Linked DNA regions of Homo sapiens: region 2 is linked to region 1. Evidence: chromatin loops called from intact Hi-C (ENCODE). Cell type or tissue: Caco-2. All regions are shown on one strand. Links, peaks and the distances in the headings refer to the core of each region. The heading gives the core; the rest is flanking DNA. Region 1 overlaps SKP2 (S-phase kinase associated protein 2). Region 2 has its middle 95 kb from the start of RANBP3L.

Evidence for each region. Peaks named below come from ENCODE experiments on the same cell type or tissue, not always from the same donor. Only the 100,000 strongest peaks of a DNase experiment are listed, where the experiment ranks them.
Region 2: a loop joins it to region 1, with 9 times the contacts of the local background. A loop is called at or near these places in 2 of 110 quality-filtered maps.

Annotation. Positions count from the first base shown.
Region 1 is chr5:36,153,881-36,159,265 of GRCh38, forward strand. The region is part of intron 2 of SKP2 (S-phase kinase associated protein 2); the gene reads left to right. It also overlaps the pseudogene RNU6-1305P. Among named protein-coding and RNA genes, the nearest start is that of SKP2, 4.5 kb to the left of the region's middle. In Caco-2, for the core only: no CTCF peak of the experiment used is centred there; DNase peaks (open chromatin) are centred at 2,551 and 2,971.
Region 2 is chr5:36,394,128-36,399,512 of GRCh38, forward strand. No RefSeq gene overlaps it. Among named protein-coding and RNA genes, the nearest start is that of RANBP3L, 95 kb to the left of the region's middle. In Caco-2, for the core only: a CTCF peak has its summit at 4,227 (motif pointing left); DNase peaks (open chromatin) are centred at 2,176 and 2,774.

The DNA.
Region 1 (5,385 bases), core at 216-5,215:
TAGGATAAACAGGGCATTGACCTGGGGTTATCAGTTTTTCTTACTAGTAAGCTATTTAAAACAGTAATACAGCAAATATTTGCTGAGCACATACCATGTGCTAGGCCGTGTTCCAGGTGCTGGAGATAGAGGAGTGGGCACAACAAACATTTCTGCTCTCAGGGAGCATCCATTCTAGTGAGAGAATACAATAAACACAATAACTATTTTTATATAGTATGTTAGAAGGTGATAAGAGCTATGGCTAAAAACAAAAATAGAACAAGCCAAGAGGGAATGCAGGTCTTGGGGTGGGAAGATAGAGTGCACTTTTAAACCAGGTATTGAGAGAAAGCCTCAATTGGACAGTGACCTTTAAGCAAAGACATAAAGGAGGCAAGGAGTGTGCCATGCAAATATCTTGGAGAAAAGAGCTCCAAGCAGAAGGAACAGCCACTGCAAAGACCCTGGTGCATAAATGTGACGTATTTGTTCCAGGAACAGGGAAGCCATATTCTAAGAGTGGAATGAGCGAAAGGGAGAGTCGGGGGAGATCAGGCTGGAGGTAATGTTGAGCAGAGTTGTGATGGGACCTGATTTAACCTTCTAAAAATGACACACTGATGTGTTGAGACTCAGCTGCAGGGGCATCAAGGGTAGAAACTTAGGGTCTTTTTTAAATTTCATATTTTCAAGACGGAGTCTTGCTCTGTTGCCCAGGCTGGAATGCAGTGACCTGCTCTTGGCTCACTGTCTTCACCTGGATTCGAACGATTCTCCTGCCTCAGCCTCCTAAGTAACTGAGACTACAGGCATGCACCACCACGCCCAGCAATTTTTTTATTTTTTGTAGAGATGGAGGTTGCGGGGGCGTTCTCACCATCTTGCCCAGGCTGGTCTCAAACTCCTGGACTCAGGCGATCCTCCAGCCTTGGCCTCCCAAAGTGCTGGGATTACAGGCATGAGCCACCACACCTGGCCAAAGCTTGAAGTCTTGTTGGGGGTGAGGGTGGTCAGATTCCGGATATATTCCCACATTAAAGTCAACAGAATTTAGGAGGCTGTTGAAATCATCTGTGGAAGAGGTGATCAGAGTCTAAATTGAAATCAGGTGGGGGATGATGGCGAAGAAGAAACAGATTAAACATTTAAAGATGAAGTCTTGCAGACCCAAGGTAATTTAAGTATATTCATAAATTCTCCCATCTGGTTTCCTTTGCAGAAGGGTTGATAGATTGGTTGTTTAGTTGATTGGTTGGTTGCTCGCTTTGGCAGCACATATACTGAAACTGGAAATACAGAGAAGATTAGCATGGCCCCTGCGCAGGAAGACATGCGGATTCGAGATGCATTCCACTTTTAATTAAGAAAATAAATACGTTTGTTTTCAGCCTTTTCTTTAGGAAAGAGAACTTTGCCCAATTTATGGTCTGGGAATATACATCAGGAATTGGATTAGTTAGAAAAGCAGTAGAGGGTTGTAGTGAAGTCAGATCTGGGTTTGAATCCTCATTCTTGCGTTTATCAGCCTTGGAAAGTTATTCGAGCTTTCTTTGCCTTAGTTCCTTTATCTGTGAAATGGAGTGCTGTAATAATACCCACTTCACAGGTCGTCGTGAAGATTAAATGAGAATGACGTAAAACCCTTAGCATGCCACTGACACGTAACAATACATAAGCCAACAAAATTCCTGACACCAATTTTGGAGGCTAGTGGACTTTTATCTTTTGTTTTTAATATTGTTACTCTGACCCTGTTAGTATAAAATTTTTTTTCTTCAAAATTTAATGTTCACCGCTCTTCTTTGTGTCTGGAATGTAGCCCTAACAATCTGGTGCTTGACCAACCAAATATGGCGAAAGATACTTCCTGCTAAGATGAACAGATTTTTATTAACCTGTCCAGTGCCGATAGCTTTTGACATAGAGTGTGATTGCTATATGCCCTTCCACAAGTGAAAAAGAATTTTTTTTAAGCAAGGCACTGTGGGAACAAGACAGAAGTTTCCGGAGTCTTTGCTATTTCCCAGGAATTTGCAAGTCAAGTTGAGGAGAAAATACAATAAAAAATAAGAGCTGTGATTCCCATTCAGGTGGATGTGGAAGATCTTCCTCCTTCCACTCAGCAAGAAAGGAGATTCTGAGGAAAGAGAGGGCTCTGAAAATGGTGTAATCAGTGTCTTGATGGTTAAAGCTGACTTCAAAAGTATATATCTGAAGGGAGAGAGAAAGAATGGTGACTTTTATGTTTATTACCTAAGGAGAGGCACAGAGGGAAACCAATGTACGTGGACTTACAACAGAGATTGCTTAATTGGTGTGGAGTGGGGAAGGGTGAAATCAGTGATGCAGGATGAGGGACAGCTGGTATAGAGGATTCCCAATGGGCCTTTGGAAGCCTGGGCCTCCAGTGGAGCCGGATTGTCATTCCAAGGAGTTTTGTCTGCAGTTGTCAGGACAGGTGGCTACTAGCTTTGCCAGGATTAGGGTAGAACAGGCCACACCTGCTGTACATAGATATCTGATGACTGGTTCTGGGCTGCAAGTTTTTGTTGGTTCTTTGCTAAGCAGTTTCTCCCTGCAGGCCCCAGTCCAGCCGTACATCTGGCAACTAAATCCTCTTCATCCGTTTATCTGGGAAGATGAAAGCTCTGTGGCCAACCTGTACTAGAACAGGTCTGATTGGCCCTTGGAGTGAGTGTATGGAAAGAGTTGGGGAGGAAATGGCCCAGCAATGAGGTCAGTAACAGGCGGAAAGGGGACAATTGCATTTTATTTATGGTCATGAAATGCTTGTCCCCCACCCCACCCTTTAAACAGGTGATAGCCATGAAAATGGAGGTGAACTAATTTGTTGATCAGCTCTTCCATGACTCTTAAATGCTTGAAATTCCAGACCCTAAAGTGGTTGTCAGACTGGAGATACTAAAATTTACTGTATATCAGAATCCCCACAGGAACTTGTTCAAAGTGTAAAATTCCTGAGATTCTGATCCGGGGAGTCCTGGCCTGAGTGAGCCTGGGAATCTGTGTCTTAATACCCTTAGGCAAGCATTTTTTCCAACTTTTTTTTTTTAACCAGTAAGAAACATATTTTACATTGCAATCCTGGGTATGTATCTGAAACAGCAGTTTTACAAAACTGTATTTCCCCTTACTAAGATATTTTCTATTCTGTTCTAGTTCATTCTTTATATGTACATATATGCTAGTCAAACCCACTAAATTGATTTCATGATCTATGTGAGTCTCAGTCTACAGTTACTAAACTCAGCACTGGAAGAGCCTTTATGGGATCTTCCCAGTCATCTTTCTTTGTTCCATAGCTTCCTTTCATTCATCCATTAAGCAAATATTTCTCAAGCACCGTTTTAGAGGTTGGGACTACAATACTGAACATAACAGGCAAGAGACCCTGCCCTCATAGTGCTTATACACTGTTCCATATTTTTTCCAAATCCCAGCTTCTGTTGTTTCTTCATTACACCCCCTACACCTCAGGGTTGAGCAAGTCTTTCATAGAAATAAAGGGTTGTGGGACTGAAGGGGTACATGGGGGAATCCTTGTTAAGTTTGGCTGTGTTTTGTTTTTTTCAGTTTTGCCCACCTTAGCCAAAAAAACAAAAACACCCAAAGCCAACATGGCCTCAAATGTATTATTTATGGTTTGTGGGAAGAGGAAGGAGAACTCATCTGGGATGGCACAATCTGTTTGTAGTTCCCCAGAAAGAAAGCATGGGGTATTGCTACTTAAAACAAGCCAGCAAAAGCAATTCTGAGGTGAGCACCCCCCAACTCCCTGAAAGAAATGCACACACACACAAAAACAAGTATGAGTACCAGGTCCTCAGTATACATTTCTGCAAGTATAATCTGATTATGCTTAAAGAGCAGCAATTTTTTAAGTCAAAAGTTTGATTATGATTAGCATTACTTTGGATTTTCAGCTTGAATCTGAGTGGAGTGGAGTGATGTTCTGAGAAATAAATGAGTGGAGTGATATTCTGAGAAATAAATATGTCAAGTAAGATGAGTTACCTACACTGCAAAGATGGAATGCATAGAAAACTCTCCAACAAGGCCCTCTTCCCAGAGAATTTCAGGAAGCATGAGATGTGATAAGGTTACAGAAGTGGGAAACTGGGTTTGCACCTGAGAAATAATTGGAAACAGTGGTAGGTGAGGGTGATTGTAGTAGGTTTGCTGGTTTGGCCCAGTTTTTGCCCTTTCCTGGCCCTGAAGTATATTTAACTGCCGTCCATGTCATTGAAGACTGGAGACCTTGGGCTCAGTAATTATGTCTTTTAATGTGGGTCTGGTATGCAGCTACAGCCTTGCTGGATTTAGCAGAGACAAGTGGAGAAAAGACCTCTGGATTTTTCCTTCCGCTCTCTGCAAACAGACCAGGCAGCAGTTTCATCATGAATTCAGGAAACAGATGGCTAATGTTTTGAGAATTAAATATGGCAAGGAAAATTAGATTAAGCATATCACAGCCTGGATGCCTATTGCTAGAGCAGCTATTAAAGACAAACTTCTGCCCCATCTGCTGGGACAGCAGCCCATATCAGGCTGTGGTACCCCCACCCGGGGCCCCTAGGATTAGTGTCATTCTGTGGTCAGCTGAGTAAGAGCACTGGGTACTTGGCTGCTAGCTGAGTATGTGTGTTTTCTAGGACCTTGCTCCTTCCATTTGGTGGTGAACCCATTGATAGCATCTTTGTTTTATTTTCTCTCTCCTCCTCCACTCACTCCCTAGCCCTGATTGATTTCTGTTTCCATAGCAAGTCCGGGTTTAATTCTCACCTTTTCAAAATTTGTACTTACAACAGAGGAGAGCATAGAATATTAGAACCCACTAGGATGGAAAGGGCATGATTTGAAATCAGACCTGAGTTTAAATTCCCCCTCTGCCACTTACTGATTGTGTGACCTTGTCTCTTTTATCATAGTTGCATGTTTTCTTGAAGCCCCAGCCCCCATCTCCCAGAGACTACAGCTATACTGATAGAGGACATTCCCTTCTGCTCTGGGTTTTTGTCTTCAGCCTCATCCCCTCCATATGCCAACAGTGCTGTGCACATAGTCGTTAATTGGTTAATAAGGGTTAGCCATTCACACTAATAAAGAATTAGCACATTCACCATTTGAATGAAGAGGGCTAATAAATACATTTGGCAAATATTTATAGAGTCCTGTTATGTGCCAGGCATTGTTAGGTAATGGATGTGCAAATCTGGGCATGGGGCCTGTGGTGGTATCCTGGGTGGGAATGCTTCTTTGAGCAGGTGCCATTTAAGCTGAAATCTGGAGGAGTTGGGAAGGCAAAGATGGAAGTTGCAACACAAAGTCCTCCAGACTTTGGAGTCTCACATGCAGTCTTCATTGGTTAGGTCTACTGACCTC
Region 2 (5,385 bases), core at 258-5,257, 240 kb after region 1:
CCACAGGGTTTTCTCTAGGCTGGTCCAAGTTGGTCTGCCACTGCATCCAATCAACAGGAAGGAAGAAAGGGGAGAGGGATGAGTAGGTTCATGTAATCACTCTCATCTCATTGGCCAGAATTTAGTCACATGACCATAGCTAGCTACAAAGAAGACTGGGAAAGATAGTCTTTCTAATGGGCTGCATGATCCCAGCTTAATTCATTTAAAATCACAACTTGGACTGTTCTTTACCTACTTTTTTTTTTTTTTTTTTTGGTTGGTTGGTAGGGGAAAATGTTTGGGAAATGGGTCCTCAGCGAACTTCGGGAGGTGGGAATTCAGTTCTCTCCATTCTCTTTATTTCCTTCCCTTCCTCTAACCATCAGAGCCTCCGAGGCCCGGCTGTCTGTGTCATAGATAGAATTCCAGCCGCCTGACAGATCTGTCCAAAAAGCTCAGAGCTGGTTGACTTCATACTGAGGAAAAATTCTGAAAGTCAGCTCTCAGTTTTTTAGTAGTTATAGAAAGAACTGCATTCTGCTGAGGGCTCTGGGAGTCAGCCTGAAGCCATGTTTAAAGAGGCTTGTGTGAAAAGACAGATGGAAGAGATTTGAAGATCAAAGTGAGCCCTGAAGAGTCAGATTCTGCCCAGAATTGGATGACTTCTGATAGCAATGGTGGGAGCATCCAGAGGCAAGGGGAGAATTGAAACTTTTTGCATCTCTTAGTGTGGCATCATTAGCTTTGCCTCTAAAATTGATCATTTATTAATGTACTTAATACAGAATTTATTACATGTATTACATTAACACATAATTAGTTTATTAATAAACTAATGAATTCAATTGTTTTCTCTTCTAGATTGGAGTGTTATATATGTTAGACTGTTTCTCCTCTGCTAGCTGATAACAGCAGGGCAGAGATAAGGTTTAAAATCTCCAGTACTCTGTATTTAATAGTAGAATTTCCTCAGTATCCCCAGGAAATTGGTTCCAGGACTTTCTGTGGATACCCATATCCAAGGATGCTCAAGTCTCTGATATAAAATGGCATAGTATTTGCATACAACCTACACACATTCTCTTGTACAGTTTAAATCATCTCTAGATTACTTATAATACCTAATACAATGTAAATACTATGTAAATACTTGTTATGCTGTATTGTTTAGAAAATAATGACAAGGAAAAAGTCTGTCGTGTTCAGGACAGATGCAATTTTTTCAAATATTTTTGATTCACGCTTGGGTGAATCCGCAGATGTGGAAGGCCACCTGTACTTATTACATGTGTAGTTCATTATATAGTATATATAATTACCTAATTATACAACATATAATTATCCACTGCAATATATAGTTACCTATTATATAATTACATAACTAATGTGTTTTTCCTGCAGATAAGCTGTAGAAGAAAAAAAAACATAAACTGTAAGAAACCAAGAACACTCAATATAGAAAAAAGAGTGCTAAATTGAACTACGCTTGATTCCTAGCTCAAGAAAGCCAGGATGGGTGAGATTGTGTTTTTCTCTGTTACACAACAAAATCGGCATCTAAGTTAGAGTTTGTTAATTCTCAAGCATTTAATTTCATGTGTTTTCAGTAGACTATTGGCTATAATTACTATAATTTTAAAATTTTTTATTCTGAAGTGTCATATATCATGCAGAAAAATACACTATTATATATATATATGAATTATCATAAATGAAAAATATAAACAAATTACTATAAAGTGAACACTCATCTGTCCATCCGTGCAGGATAAGAAATAAAACACTACCACTGCTCAAAGCCCCCTCATGCCCTTTCCCAATTACCACTCTAGTCCTTCCTCAAAAGATAAACACTGTGCTTACTTAACAGTATAATTTCATTTGGCATATTTTTTAACTTTATATAAGTAGAATCATTTCTCCTTCTCCTTCTCCTTCTTCTTCTTCTTTTTTTTCTGATACGGAATCTCGCTCTGTCACCCAGGCTGGAGTGCAGTGGCGTGGTCTCGGTTCACTGCAACCTCCGCCTCCCGGGTTCAAGCGATTATCCTGCCTCAGCTTCCTGAGCAGCTGTGACTTCAGCCTCCCACACCCCAACCACGCCTGGCTAATTTTTTTGTATTTTTAGTAGAGACAGAGTTTCACCTGTTGGCCAGGCTGGTCTCGAACTCCTGACCTCGAGTGATCCGCCCACCTTGGCCTCCCAAAGGTCTGAGATTACAGACATGAGCCACCGTGCCTGGCCAAATCATACATTTTCTTAAAGCATTCTTAGAAGAAAAAATTGGGTGCTTGTGCTTACCATTGAGTCAATAAGATGAGATATTTGAAATAGGGACTGCCTTGAAATTTAGAACATACAGTCAGTGAAATTTTGTCTCTTTATAAAAAAAGTCTATCTTTAGATAGACTTATAGATATAGATGATAGAAAAAAGAGCAAGACTGTGACTGCCCAGTTTAAGAGATCTAGAAGGTTTTTCTAGGAGCCAGCAACTTGTCCCCAAATAAAATAGTTATGTTCTCTTTGACAAGAACCCAGAAAGTTTCCACAGCCAATCACACACTAACAGATGGGATTTAGTGACTGGGGGGAAAAAAGCAAGCAAATAAAACTTCAAAGAAACAGAAAGATTGAAGAAGGAGAAAGATAAGATTTTGCCTTCTTATTTATTTTAGAAGTGGTTGTTAAATAGAGCCACTCATAATAAATTTGTCTTTTTGTTTTGTTTATAGATCAAGATTACTTGAGGCCAGGCACGGTGACTCATGCCTGTAATTCCAGCACTTTGGGAGGCCGAGGGAAGCAGATCACTTGAGATCAGGAGTTCAAGACCAGCATGGCCAACATGGTGAAATCCTGTCTGTACTAAAAATACAAAAATTAGCCGGGCTTGGTGTCTCATGCCTGTAATCCCAGCTACTCAGGAGGCTGAGGCTGGAGAAGCTCTTGAATCCAGGAGGCTGAGGTTGCAGTGAGCAGAGATCGAGCCACTGCATTCTAGCCTGGGCAACAGAGGGAGACTCCTTCTCAAACAAAAAAATAATAAAATAACTACTTGAACCAGGAAAGGGAGGGAGAAAATGGAAAATTAAAGAGTTAGAGTCTATATTAATCAGTTTTTGCTATGCTTTGTTGTGAAACAACCAACCTCCAAACATCAGTAGCCTAAAGCAATAAAGGCTTTTTCCTTACTTATATTACTTCAGCTGCAGTGAGCTGCCATTATGTTGCATATGTCTTTTTCTTCCATAACACGAGCTTAAGAAGCAGTTTGATCTGGGATATATCATTCCTAAGGCAGAGGAAAAAGAAAAAGAGATGGCAGAGATACTCAGTGACTATTAAAACTTCTGCTTGGGCCTGACACGTCACTTGCTGCTTAGATTTCATTAACAAATCAAGTCACTTGGCCAAGCTTGACATTAGTTGACATTAGTCCTTTCTAGAGTCAGCAGATCATTGGAACAACAGTGCAGACCATTACAGGGCTCATTTTCAAATGAAGATCAGTCAGAAATTGTAATACAAAAATCAGGGGGAAAGGGAAGTAGTTCCCCAAAATTCAACATGCATAATCAGAATCTACCCATTTGTAGATTACCCATTCATGTAAGAAAATCCACTAAATAATTCATAATATATGCCTTAGATATGTTAGAAGCCCATGTAGTTCATAAAAGAACAGTGACTTCTTTAGGAAGCATCTTTCACTCCGTGCACTGGATTTCCAATAAATTCTTTTGTTTTCCGGAAGAGTGTGAAGAATTCTCAGATGAAAGGAAGAGCCATAGCCTAATCCCTGCTTTGTATCCAGAAGCCTCTGCCTATAGCCTGGATTTTCAGTATCTCTTCTGTTCTATAATCCTCCTCTGTATGGACTCCTACGAGGATATAAATTATCTATCTTCAGCCATAAGTTTTCTGTGATGTATTTTCAGAAACTTCACAATGTCTATCCTTGCTGACAACATAAATCCTTTCTTCATACTGAAAAGACCGGAAAACAATTCTGTTTCTTTAGACGGTTCTTTGCTATAAAACTTCTTCATTTAAACAGCACTTTCTTAGCCCTTGTAGAATTTGTTTTGTTGAAGTGCTTAGTCTGTCTTTGAAATAAGCATATTTCATCTAATTTTGAATGATTCCAGCTGCTGGATTACCTATCTTGAAAGTGAGTCAGGAGACTTGTTGGTTTGGGGGGATTAGAGAAGGAAGTAGATTTCAATTTTCCAAAATGCAAGTCTGACACCTTCTGGAAAGCATGTGACTATTACACCCACAAGTTAGTTCCCTTGGTCCACTATTGAGAAGGCCAGGGGTACATGAAGTTAGATGGGCAAAATCTTGCATTTTTATTTCTATAAACTGCTATTTAATATTTAGGATTTTCTTCAATTATGAATATGGACAACTAACCATAGTAGTATTATTAGTAATGTTGTCAACAGTAGAAATTATAGATTTAAAAAATCACATTATAATTATTGCAGATATCAAAAAGTATTGTTTACACTCACCATTACTTTGAAATTCTGATAGACCTGTCATTAGATCTCGTTACTTAATGAGTTAGTATAAAACACGTGCATTAGTATTTCATATATTTGCTATTTTAACCTTATGACTTTTGAATATTTCAGCATAATTGGTTTTCTTTGAAAATCTATATATATTATTAATATTTGGCACACAAAGAATATTTTGAGAAGTTGTCTATAGTTTACAACGAAACAGCTATGGGTTTATGGTACAAAAAAGATTAAGAATGCTTGTTCTAGATGCATTCTAAAAGGGATAGAGGAGGACAAAAGAATATATAGAACTACATCTCTCTTTCACTAAAATAATGATTTTTAGTTCTTGTGTATAGAGTTAAATGGCAAGAGTATTTTAATATAAAATAATGTTTTGATATTATATAATGATTAATGTACAAAGCTTGTCTTTCCTTTTTCTTCTCGTGAAAATGGACCCCAAAACTGTGTCAAGGGAACTACCCCTTTTTCCTTCACTTCCCTCCCTCTACCCCCCACCACAAAGTTGAGTTTTTAAAAAATGTCTTTTTTAAACTATGAAGTTCATTTTTAATTTTTATATCAGGTAATAATTCCTGGACACTGAATTGCAATTGACAAAGGGAATAAGAAAAGACTAGCAAATTTCCCATCATTCATAAAAATGCTTCTACATTAGAAACAGCAGAAACACACCTGAGCTCTATGGTGTTCCTGGGCAAGCAAGGGGGCTACTGTTGAGCACAGTCTGTGTGTGGAGCTGCTTATTTTAACAAGATGGACTGGAGAGTCGGCTCCAAGTGTGTAGCATATGCTCTGAGGGAGCACAAGATCATCCAGCAGGAAGCAGAAAGAAAAAATTGGAACTTCTATTTCTGTTTATCTA